Linked DNA regions of Homo sapiens: region 2 is linked to region 1. The links are chromatin loops, found by intact Hi-C in ENCODE. Cell type or tissue: natural killer cell. All regions are shown on one strand. Each heading gives the region's core, and the rest is flanking DNA. Links, peaks and the distances in the headings are about the cores only. Region 1 overlaps SLCO3A1 (solute carrier organic anion transporter family member 3A1). Region 2 overlaps SLCO3A1 (solute carrier organic anion transporter family member 3A1).

What was found. Peaks named below come from ENCODE experiments on the same cell type or tissue, not always from the same donor. Only the 100,000 strongest peaks of a DNase experiment are listed, where the experiment ranks them.
Region 2: a loop joins it to region 1, with 5 times the contacts of the local background. A loop is called at or near these places in 3 of 110 quality-filtered maps.

The regions. Positions count from the first base shown.
Region 1 is chr15:91,940,216-91,945,592 of GRCh38, forward strand. The region is part of intron 2 of SLCO3A1 (solute carrier organic anion transporter family member 3A1); the gene reads left to right. Among named protein-coding and RNA genes, the nearest start is that of SLCO3A1, 89 kb to the left of the region's middle. In natural killer cell, for the core only: no CTCF peak of the experiment used is centred there; DNase peaks (open chromatin) are centred at 1,866 and 3,006; H3K27ac peaks cover 1,268 bases.
Region 2 is chr15:91,990,064-91,995,440 of GRCh38, forward strand. All of the region lies in intron 2 of SLCO3A1 (solute carrier organic anion transporter family member 3A1), which reads left to right. Among named protein-coding and RNA genes, the nearest start is that of SLCO3A1, 140 kb to the left of the region's middle. In natural killer cell, for the core only: no CTCF peak of the experiment used is centred there; no DNase peak of the experiment used is centred there.

The sequences.
Region 1 (5,377 bases), core at 202-5,201:
GGTTCAGGTCAGTGTCCTGTCTGTTTCTGGTGCCTTCCTCGGGGTCCTGATACCTGCCCTTTCTGATACACGTGCAATCCAATAGATGACAATGTTTGCCAAGCCTGAGTCTGTGCCAGCACCTTGCTGAGCACTTCACAGCCCGTGAGACTCCCCCAAGCAGCTTTTATGGAAGAGGGGATCCAGACTCAGGGACATTGGCTTAAAGAGGTTGTAGCCAGTCCCCAGGGGCCACTGACTCCAGACCCAGGTGCATATCACAGTGCCAAGGGGCCTTTCTGTGCTTACAGAAATGAATCAGTTGGCATAGTGAATTTCAAATCAGTGCTTAAACTGATGGCCCTTTTTGTGGTTCAGGAAATTTGTGACAGGGTGATCCAAGAGCACCACTCATCTGGCACCCTCTGTCACTCAAAAAACCCCTGACACACACTCACATGCTCATGTGAGTCGACTGTTTCCTCCTGGCTGTGTTTGTACCAGTGTGCCTGTGAGTATTGATCAGGGTTCAGGGGCATCCTCCACAACCCAGAGAATGAATGCCCTGTGTAAATCCCCCTTTCTATGGGGAGATGTGAGTGAGTGAGTGGTGAATGAGCGAATATTCTGCTTCCTGATTGCTGCCTCTCTGAGCAAGGTGTCTGCCCCCTCCTAACCACCCCAGCATTTCTGGAAACCCTTGAGAACATTCCACTTGGGAGCTGCTAAATGTTAATGAGGGATCAGGTCAAGAGGGGCCCCCTTGACCTTTGCCCTTGGGCTTTGCCACCCTGCCGTTTTAGGAGGGTGATTTATTGAAGTGAAGGTAGAGGGAGTGGGTGGAAAGGAAATCACCCTTTAAAATTTATGACCATTTTCTCTGACATTAACGTGCAAGCCTCTGGCCGTGCAATTAGAGGTTGTTAGGCAGCTACAATGGGAAATTAATTCTGTAGGCTCCCTTGCCTGGTTGTGGGCAGCACTGCTCCAGGGCAGGTGGAAAGTAGGCTTGTTTCACTGGCCTGGCCGGAAGGTTGTAGTGTTCTCCTGAGAAGGGAATGTGAGCTGGTTTAGGTGTGTTGGGGCAGGGCGGGGCTCGGCTGGGGGGTGGGAGAGAGACACTGAATCAGTGCATGAGTGACCAGCTAGGACTGAGCCCAAAGACCTGAGATTCCCTGGGAGGCTGTGGGGTCTGCCACCCAGCAGATCTGTGTCACGGGAGTGGCGCTGTCACTCGTTGAGGTGGTGGCCTGGTTCCTTTGGCCTTAGGGAAGGACAAACTTCAACTCTGAGCCTTGATTGAGTGACCTTGGCCAAGTTACCTAGCTTTTCTGAGCCTCACTTTCTTGGCAATTAGATGAACCAGAGGTTTATTTCACTCAGTAAGTAATCTTTTCTCTTCCTTCGTCTTGGAGGTTTTGAAGCTTCTAATCTCCCATGGGTTTTGTACTTTTTCTTACTCGGGATGTTTGTTTCTCTTTGTCTTTAAAAAAATTATTTTTCCTCCTTTTTAATTTTTATGTTTAAAATATCTTCTATTCATTAACCTTCATGGAGCTTGTCTGTGTGCAACTTCATCTGAGAGCGCTCAGGCTTCCCTCTCTCCTCTGCCCAATGCAGTGCTTTGCATACTGTAGGAGCTGCATAAATGCCACTGGCTTATGGGCATCTGCAGTTCTGAGAGTGAGGGCTGGGGGCTGGTCTTAGGAGGGCAGCTCTCAGGCTACAAATGGGGGCTTGCACCAGCGTACTGGCTGAGGACTGCCTGCCTTTGAGCTAGGTCTTACCCATCCACGACAAAAATGAGAGAACAGTACAAGGTGGAGAGTTTGTCATAAGCTTAATTTATTCAATTTAGAGTCTTGTTCTTTATTCTAGACAATGCCACCACCTACTGTTTTGCTGTTTAAATGTACCTAATTTTAGGAAATCATAATTTTGGATCACGGCAGCTTTTCTTATTAAAATTTTACTTGTAGAAATAAAAAGGTGGCACCTCTGTCATTTACCCCTCAATATTTTATATTTGACTCTTCTGTGAAATCCAAAAATGTAGCAACTGCTGAACCCCACAATGTCTGATCTATAGCAGGCATTTCAGAGCCTCCAGGACTTGATTAGATATTGTTACACAGTGGTGATATGAGAACACACACCTGTCCATCGTTGAGATTTTGTTTTATGTATATTCCTATAGCTGTGCAGGTAAAACATGCCATTTAGCAGTGCTACTATGGCACAACTGCAGGGGGCACCATGTAGAGACCGTAGTTGGATGTGGCCTGGAGTTGTGTGTCAGTGGCCATCCCTCTTAGATTGACGATGCCCAGGCTCACTGGTTTTCAAACTTTGTTTTGCAACAGAACTCTGCTGGAAATGTATGTTTGTTTGTTTGTTTGTTTGTTTCGAGACCGAGTCTTGCTCTGTCGACCAGGCTGGATTGCAGTGGCCCAATCTCAGCTCACTGCAACCTCCACCTCCTGGGTGAAGGTAATTCCCAAGAAGCTGGAATTACAGGCGTGCACCACCACGCCCGGCTAATTTTTGAAAAGAGATGGGGTTTCTCCATGTTGGCCAGCCTGGTCTCAAATTCCTGACCTAAAGTGATCAGGTCACTGATCACTCCTCCCAAGGAGCTGGAATTACAGGCATGAGCCACCACACCCAGCCCTTTGCTGGAAATCTTAAGGGGAGTTCCCCTATTGATCAGACAGAGCAGAACTGCTCTGCCCGAGTGGGCGTGGGGCCCAGGGCCCAGCCGTTTGACCTCGTTCTGCCTCCCTTTCTCTCCTAAAAGCATCTCCCTTGACCTTCTGTCCTTGTAATTAATTCAGGTCTCCACAGAGCACACTGAAAACCTCAGGTCTAGTCTCATTTCCATTTTATAGAAATTGATGGTAAAAGACACATAGCATAAAACGTAGCATCTTACCCATTTGTAAGTGTGCAGCCTAGTAGTGTTAAGGACACTCCCAGTGTTGTGCAATCTCCAGAATGTTTCGTGTTGCAAAACCGAAACTGCACTCATTAAACAACTCCCCATTCCCCCTCCCCTCAGCCCTTGGCAACCACCAGTGTGCTTCCTTCTGTCTCTGTGAGTCTTGCTATCCTAGTTACCTCCTGGAAGTGGAACCCTACAGTATCTGTCCTTTTGTGACTGGTTTACTTCACTTAGTATCATGTCCTCAAGGTTCATCCAAGTTGTAGCCTGTGTCAGAATTTCCTTCCTTTTTAAGGCAGAATCATATTTCATTGTAGGTGTAAACCATATTTTGTTTATCCATTCATCTGCTATGGACACTAGGATTGCTTGCACCTATGGCTGCTGTGAATTAATGCTGCTATGAACCATAGGTGTGCAAAATGTCTTTTGAGTTCCTGCTTTTAATTCTCTTGCTTACACCCAGAAATGGAAATGCTGGATTATATGGTAATTCCATGTTTAATTTTTCGAGGAACCGCCATACTGTTTTTCATACCCAGTGCATAATTTTCATGTCTCATTGTTGATAAAATAGAGGTGACTAGGAGGCTCCAGGAAGAAGCCAGAGCCCCAGAGGACACAGAATGGCCTGGGAATGTATTCCCTCCATCTGTGCTAGGTCATGATTTGGGCATCGCTGGCTTCCTCTCCCCAGAGGCCAGCTCTTGCTGGATTCCAATGACCTGGTTCCCTCTTTGTGCCTCTTCAGGGCTACCCTCTGGTGACTGCCTCCCATGTTGCTTGTCTTGGGTGCCTTAGCATCCCTCGGTGGGTCCCTTGGCTCTGCCTTCACTTCTGTCAATAGACCTCCATTAGCTGCTCTTCATTGGAAACTTTTGAGCGTGCCATTTGCTACCTGCACATCTTGTCTGATATAATTACTAGCAGGATGACCTTGGGCACATTGCACAACCTCACTGTACCTCAGTTTCCTTCATCTATAAACTGCCTCCCTAGGGTTGCTGATGTATGTTGATCTATTACAAAGGACTGAAAACAGCCACTGGCACATAGGAAGCCCTCACGTAAGTGTTCACCATTATTTGTATGATTACCATATCCCTGTGCAAGGTCCCTCCTAAGATGTAAGCTGCCTTAGGTCTCCAGGGCTCCCCCTTTGGAATGTGAGCCCCTTACAGATTCAGTACCTGATTTCTGGGCTTCGAGGCAAGACAGACATGGCCAAGGGGAGAAAAGCAGTATTGGAAGGATGCTCCCAGACCTATCCACCAAAGTGAGACAAAGCATTGGGTGAACCCTCTTCTCAGTACCAGCTTCACAGAATAGTAAGCAGCTGCAGCGTGGGGCTCAGAGTGGCTTTGGCTTCTGTGCTTACTTAGCAAGTGATCCGTCACAAGTCCTGCCAGCTCCCTTTGGAACTCTGTCACCCCGCTCAGCCATGGACAAGCAGACAGCCACGGATATTATGACAATGCAAGTCCTGGAGGGTTTGCATCTCTGATATGGAGGAGTCAGAGTAATCCTTCCCACTCTCCCCCGAGATGCTTTTCAAAGAGGAGCCTGCTTTGAGTTCTGAACATCTGAGTCTTTCACGAAGGAATGTGGAGAAATCGAGGGGGCTTTTCTTCCCTGCAGAACTGATGATGGCCATCCAGAGGGGGAAAGGCACGAGCAGGCTCCCTCTCTCTCTCTTTCTCTCCCCCTCTTTTTTTGGGTGCAACAGAAACCTTGCACTTCCCTTAAGCTTTCTGTAGTACATGTTAAGATTCCTCTGCCACGCCCAAATTTCAACTTTTCTCCAATATTCTCTTTAACTTAGAATGAGGACTCAGGCCCTAATTGAATTGTCTTTGAACAGTTTTTGTTCTGAGCTATGAACTGTATATTCCCTTTATTCACCCAACAGATATTTATTAAATATTTTTGGTTGGGCATGGTGGCTCATGCCTGTAATCCCAGCACTTTGGGAGGCCGAGGCAGGCGATCACGAGGTCAGGAGTTCGAGACACCCTGACCAACATGGTGAAACCCTGTCTCTACTAAAAATACAAAAATTAGCTGGGCATGGTGGCGTGTGCCTGTAATCTCAGCTACTTGGGAGGCTGAGGCAGGAGAATCACTTGAACCTGGGAGGCTGAGGTTGCAGTGAACCTAGATTATACCATTGCACTTCAACCTGGGAGACAGAGTGAGACTCCATCTCAAAAAAAAAAAAAAAATTACGTGGCTGGCACTGGATTCTGTACTGGGAATGTGATGAACAAAGGAGATAAGGACCCTGGCCTCGTTTACATTCTAATAGGGAAGACAGCCAAAAGTGAATGAATAAGTGAATACGTAAACAGACACAATAGCGGCAAGTTGTAATGAGTGCTGTGAAGGGGAAACACCGAAGGCAGCAAGGACAGCATATGCAAAGGTCCTGTGGCGGAAAGGGAGAGAAAGTTACTATGC
Region 2 (5,377 bases), core at 223-5,222, 50 kb after region 1:
TTCGCATACCATAGATTTTTAAAATGATGGCGGGAGGGCGGAAGAGATGGTGCTTTAAGATGAGGGAAATGGGCAGTTTTTTTCTTTGGAGGCAGTCACTGAATAGTGGGACTATTTACAATGTAGGGCACGGAAAGGCAGCATTTATTTTGAAGAAATGTCAGAGCTAGAGTTTTGTGAAATTGCTTTTAATAGATTTTTGTTCTTCTTTCTCATGCAACTTTGCCAGAATTAAAGCAATGCTCTTATGACAAGAGGAGCACCAGGGCCACTGTGGGTTCTAGCAAAGAACTGGTGTTACTTAGTGCCTGCTGTTGGCTGCTTCTCTGGGAAGCCTGGTTTCCTACATTTCACTCTCTCAGCACACCTCCCTCTTGACTCTGACCATCCTTCTCAGACTCCTGAACTGGTTTCATTTCATCTCTCTTCCTCTTGCCTCTGGGTGTCCTTAAGGCACTGTTCTTAACCCTCTTGCCTCTGGGTGTTCCTAGGGCACTGTTCTTAACCTCCAACTTCTTCCAGTATATACTCAGTTGTGTATTACCAAATGCCCCTGGGACGTTTCCACTTAGATGTTCAGCCTCAAGAAAAAAAAAAAAATCCCTATGTTGAGCACATCTGCTTGAAACCCTCCTGCCTTTCCAGATATTTTCTCTAATTTGGACATACCATGATCAGACCCTTCCTGACGCATTTGCTGTTGCCTAGAATGCCCCCTGCCATCCCCCATTCTAGAATACAGCTCTTAAACTCAAATGCCTCCAGAAGCGAGGAGAGGAATTTGCATGTGTGTTGCTGGCTGGGAATAGGGTGCAAAATGGCAGCTGACCTTGGCCTCAGTGTTGAGGAGCAGTAGAGCCCGTGGGGACAGTGAAGAGCTGGGGAGCTGGTGCAGCAGCAAAGCGGGCACTTCCTACTAAGCACCAGGCCATCCTTGCCATGTAGGTGTGTGGGCCCAGTGTTACCAGATTTCTTTATTTTTAAAAAGAATGCAGGGTATGTTTGTTTTTAATTGCCTGATTTTGGCCAAGTGCAATGGCTCACGCCTGTAATCCCAATACTTTGGGAGGCTGAGGTGGGAGGATTGTTTGAGCCCAGAAGTTCGAGACCAGCCTGGGTAGCATAGTAAGATTCTGTGTCTACAAAAAAATCAAAAAATTAGGCAGGGTGGTGTGCACCTATGGTCCTAGCTACTCAGGAGGCTGAGGTGGGGGATCACTTGAACCCAGGAGATCTGCAGTGAGCCATGATGGCACTACTGCACTCTAGTGTGGGCAACAGAACGAAACCATGTCTCAAAAAAAAAAATTGCCCAATTTTATATGTGTTAACAGTTGTTTGAAATTAAAATCACCTTTTAGGCTAACATTGTGCAGATCATACAAACTGTGTCTGTTAGTCCTGTGTGGGCCTCAGCTGCCAGTGTACAATTTCTGATTTAGAACATCTGGCTCAGTGCCATCCAGTAGACATACGCAAGACATTTGAGTGATCTAAAATTTTCTAGTAGCCATGTTTCAAAAGTTAAAAGAGAACAGATGAAATTAATTTTAATATTTTTAATTTAGTCAAGATTTCCCAAATATCATTTCAACATGTGTAACCAATAAGAAAAATCACTAATGAGAGATTTCACATTCTGTTTTTGCATGTAAGTCTTTATGCTTTACAAAACTAAACGCACATCTCAATTTAGACTAGCCGCATATGACTAGTGGCTGCTGTCCCGCGCAGCCCAGCTCTGGATGAGGAACAAGAATTAATTACATGCACATATAATGAAGTGGGATTTTATTCATTATGCTTGTGTAGAGCTAGATAAGTTGAATTGGGGGTAATCCAAAGTCAAAGATAGTAAATCTGAGAATGGTGAGTCCAAATATGACAAAAAGAAATAGATAGAAAAGAATTGCTGGGATGGCACCAGAGTGATAATTGATAGACTTTCATAAGTCCATCGTGCATGGCTTCCAATAATCCCTTAAGGGACTTTTCTCTCTGGAGCTCTACCCTGTGCCACAGGAGTTCACAGTTTAAGTTCTAATCCATACTTCAAGGTTAGCTTCCATTTTGGATTTATCATGCTGTTGCCCTTCTAAAAGGCAAATGTCAAGGTGAGTGTTTTGTCTATAAGCATTTAAAACAAAATGAGCATCAAGGAAGCCACTGTAAAATGGGGAGGAGTGTTCTGAACTCATTGACCACTTCATCATTCAATCAAGACTTAGCAAATGCACTACGCTGCTAACGATGAGCACTTCCACCCAATATTTACCGGCTTTCACTGCACATTCATACTGGGAAGCAGCGTTCTAGAGTTATTATCAGCTCTGACCTCGTGAAGGTTATGACCGCCAGTGACTCCTTTCTTGACCCTGACTACATGATTTGTGTGTTTCCTTACTACTGCATCGTTGATATGCTCAAGGATCTGTTGAGGGTTAAAACGGGAAGCCAGTGATCCTTCTAAACCATGTTAGCATCTCCCCGTAGTAAGATGTCAACCATCTGGCATGCAGTATTGTGTACATGGATCATTGTGCTGTCGCTAGGCCTCTCTTTGCCCAGTAACAGTCAAGATGTGGTCATTTATGCTCCCTTGCTACCAGAAGGGACACAGCTTCTCAGGACTGTCAGTCATACCTGTTTAACTCCTGTCTAATGTTCTCAGTGACAGCTTTAGCATCTTGGAAGATACATACCATTAGTGCTCTCCAGGAGCCAAGGGTCCCAACTCTGGTGAGTTAAGGCAATGGCACAATTATAATCCTGGGTTGAACTGTCAACATTATTGGAAAGGTCATCCTAGGGCTATTGCAGTGGCATTTCCCCATATCTGAACTCTCTGGCATGGATCTGTTGTGAAAAAAGCTGCCAAGTATGATGATTTTGAGAAACAAGAGTCTAAGGAACCTTGAAGGGAATCCAGGGCCCCTTATAAAGATGGTCATTTCTTAAGTCATTAGGTACAACCTTTCTGGCGTGTGTCTAGACTCACTGGCTTCAGTAAGCAGCCTCCACTTGGTTTCAGCCAGTCTTATCTCCTAAGTACAGCACTGATTGGGAGAAGAGGAAGCAGAAATTCTGCCTTTGTGCAAGAAGGAGCTTGCCCACAATTGTCTCTGGATGCATACTAGTCTTTGTACGAATTGCATTAGTACAAACATTTCAACCAACACATAAAATTTCAGTTGTCTTTGTTTTGAGCCTTCCGAATTCAGAGGAAGTATTTCATGCTGATATATTTAGATGAAAGAGAAAGTTACAGAGCACTTTTGGTTTGAAGTTACCACTCCAGACACCTTAAATGAAGATGAAATTTGAGAACTAATTTATAGAGATAATGACTTAGAGTAGAAATTGAGAGCAAATACTTCCTTCCTTGGAAATGGCTCAGAAAGTAGATAGTAAAACAAAGGAGAGCCAAATGGAACTTGGTTGGGATGACATGGGCATTTCCTCTTTTCATCCACACATCCATTCTTCAGATAAATATTTATTGATTTTATCATGATATTCCAGACACTTAGAATGCAGGCATAGTGAAGATCCATTTTTGTTTTTAATTTAATAGACTTGGTCCATGGTAGCCAGCCTGCAAGACTAGCTCCCAGTAATCCTCATTTCCTGGTGTGCATACCCCTGTTTGGTCCTCTCCCATAATGAATAAGGCTGACCTGTATAACCAATAAGATAATATGGAATTAATGATTTGTAACTCCAAGGCTAGATCGTAAAAGATGTTGCTGTTTCTACCCTGCTCTCTTGGATCGCTTGCTCTGGAGGGAAGCTGGTCACCATGTTGTGAGGACACCTAAGCAGGCTGTGGAAAGGACCGCATGGAGAGCTGAGCCTTCCTGCCAACAACCAGCCCCAACTTTCCAGCCATGAAAAGAAGCCCCCTTGGAAGCAGGTCTTCCAGCCCCAGGCAAGCCTCCGGATGACTGTGGCCCTGGCTGATGTCTTGGTTGCAACTTCATCAGAGACCACAGCTAGAACCACTTAAATTCCTGACCTATAAAATTTGCGTGACATGATAAATGTTTATTGTATTAAGCCTCCGTGTTTTAAGATAATCTATTATGTAGCAATACATAACTAATACATAGTCTTTATGTGTGCCAGGCTTTGTTTTAAGGCCTTTGCAAATAATAACCCATGAATCCTCATAACAACTCTTCAAAGTAGGTACTGTTGTTACTCTCATTTTATACATGTGGAAACTGAGGCCCAGAGATTATATTTACTTTTTAAAATTTTGTCTTTTTTTTTGTAAAAATGTTTTACTTTTAATTTTTATGGATATATAGAGATGTTTAAATTACTAGCCCAAAGTCACAGTTGGTAAAATGTTGAGCTGGAATTTGAATTGAGCAAGCAGTCTACCCCTTAGCAGAATCTGCTTTTTTTAAATGAACTAAGCAGCCTGGCCAGAGTCCATGCCCTCAGCAGCTACGTTGTGTTGTCCTTAAGGAGGAGCATGTTTTAGAAAATCAGTTATAAAATCAGGTGATTGATGAAGTGCAGGGTTAAGTTAAGAGAAGAGTGAACTGCCTTCAGAATCCAGTGCTGTTACCACTCAAGTGGAGATCTCAGATAAATCACTTATTGGAGCTTCTGTACAATCATCTGTAAAACCATTACTTCCCACTTGGAGAGATTTTTGAGGATTAAATGAGATAATGCATGAAAGCCCTCTAGCTTGGGCATCAGTACACCTGAGTTCCCTTCCCTTGCTCTGCACAGCCTGCTCATCACCACTGATGGGGAACTCTGTCCTCTGTAGGGCCCCTGCAGACATGGGCCTTGCCTGGATGCTGCTGCTGTCGGAGCCTAGGAGAGTTGTGCCTGGCATCGCAGCACAGGTACTCACAGCTCTCAGAAGGAGACTCCTGTCTGGGACCCTGCCCTCATTCCCACGTAGGAAAAATCCTTTACATGAGCATCTCCTGGCCTTCATTGTTAGGTTGTAGACTACAATGAATGATATTCTGTGTTTAATTACATTATGCACAACACTCTACAGAGTGGGTGGTTTTGAATCCCAACCACTAATTTACGAAGTGGAGCGGCTCTGCTGGCTCTGTGAAGTATGTGTTGTGGAGCCAGAGGTGATGCTGTTGGATGTGGGTGGTGATTTACGGGAGAGCAGCATAAGCAGAGGAAGGCACAGAGACCTGGGTTCAAATCCCACTGCCAGTGCTATCTGACGTGAGACTTCGGACAAGTTATTTAACCTTAAGGCTTAGTGTCCTTGCATGTAAAATACAAATAATGCTGACCTCATTGATTCCTTGTGAGGAGCCCATGGGATAATGTGGGGTACCATGCATCAGTATCATTTCCCTTTCCCTTGATAATGATTATATTGGACAGC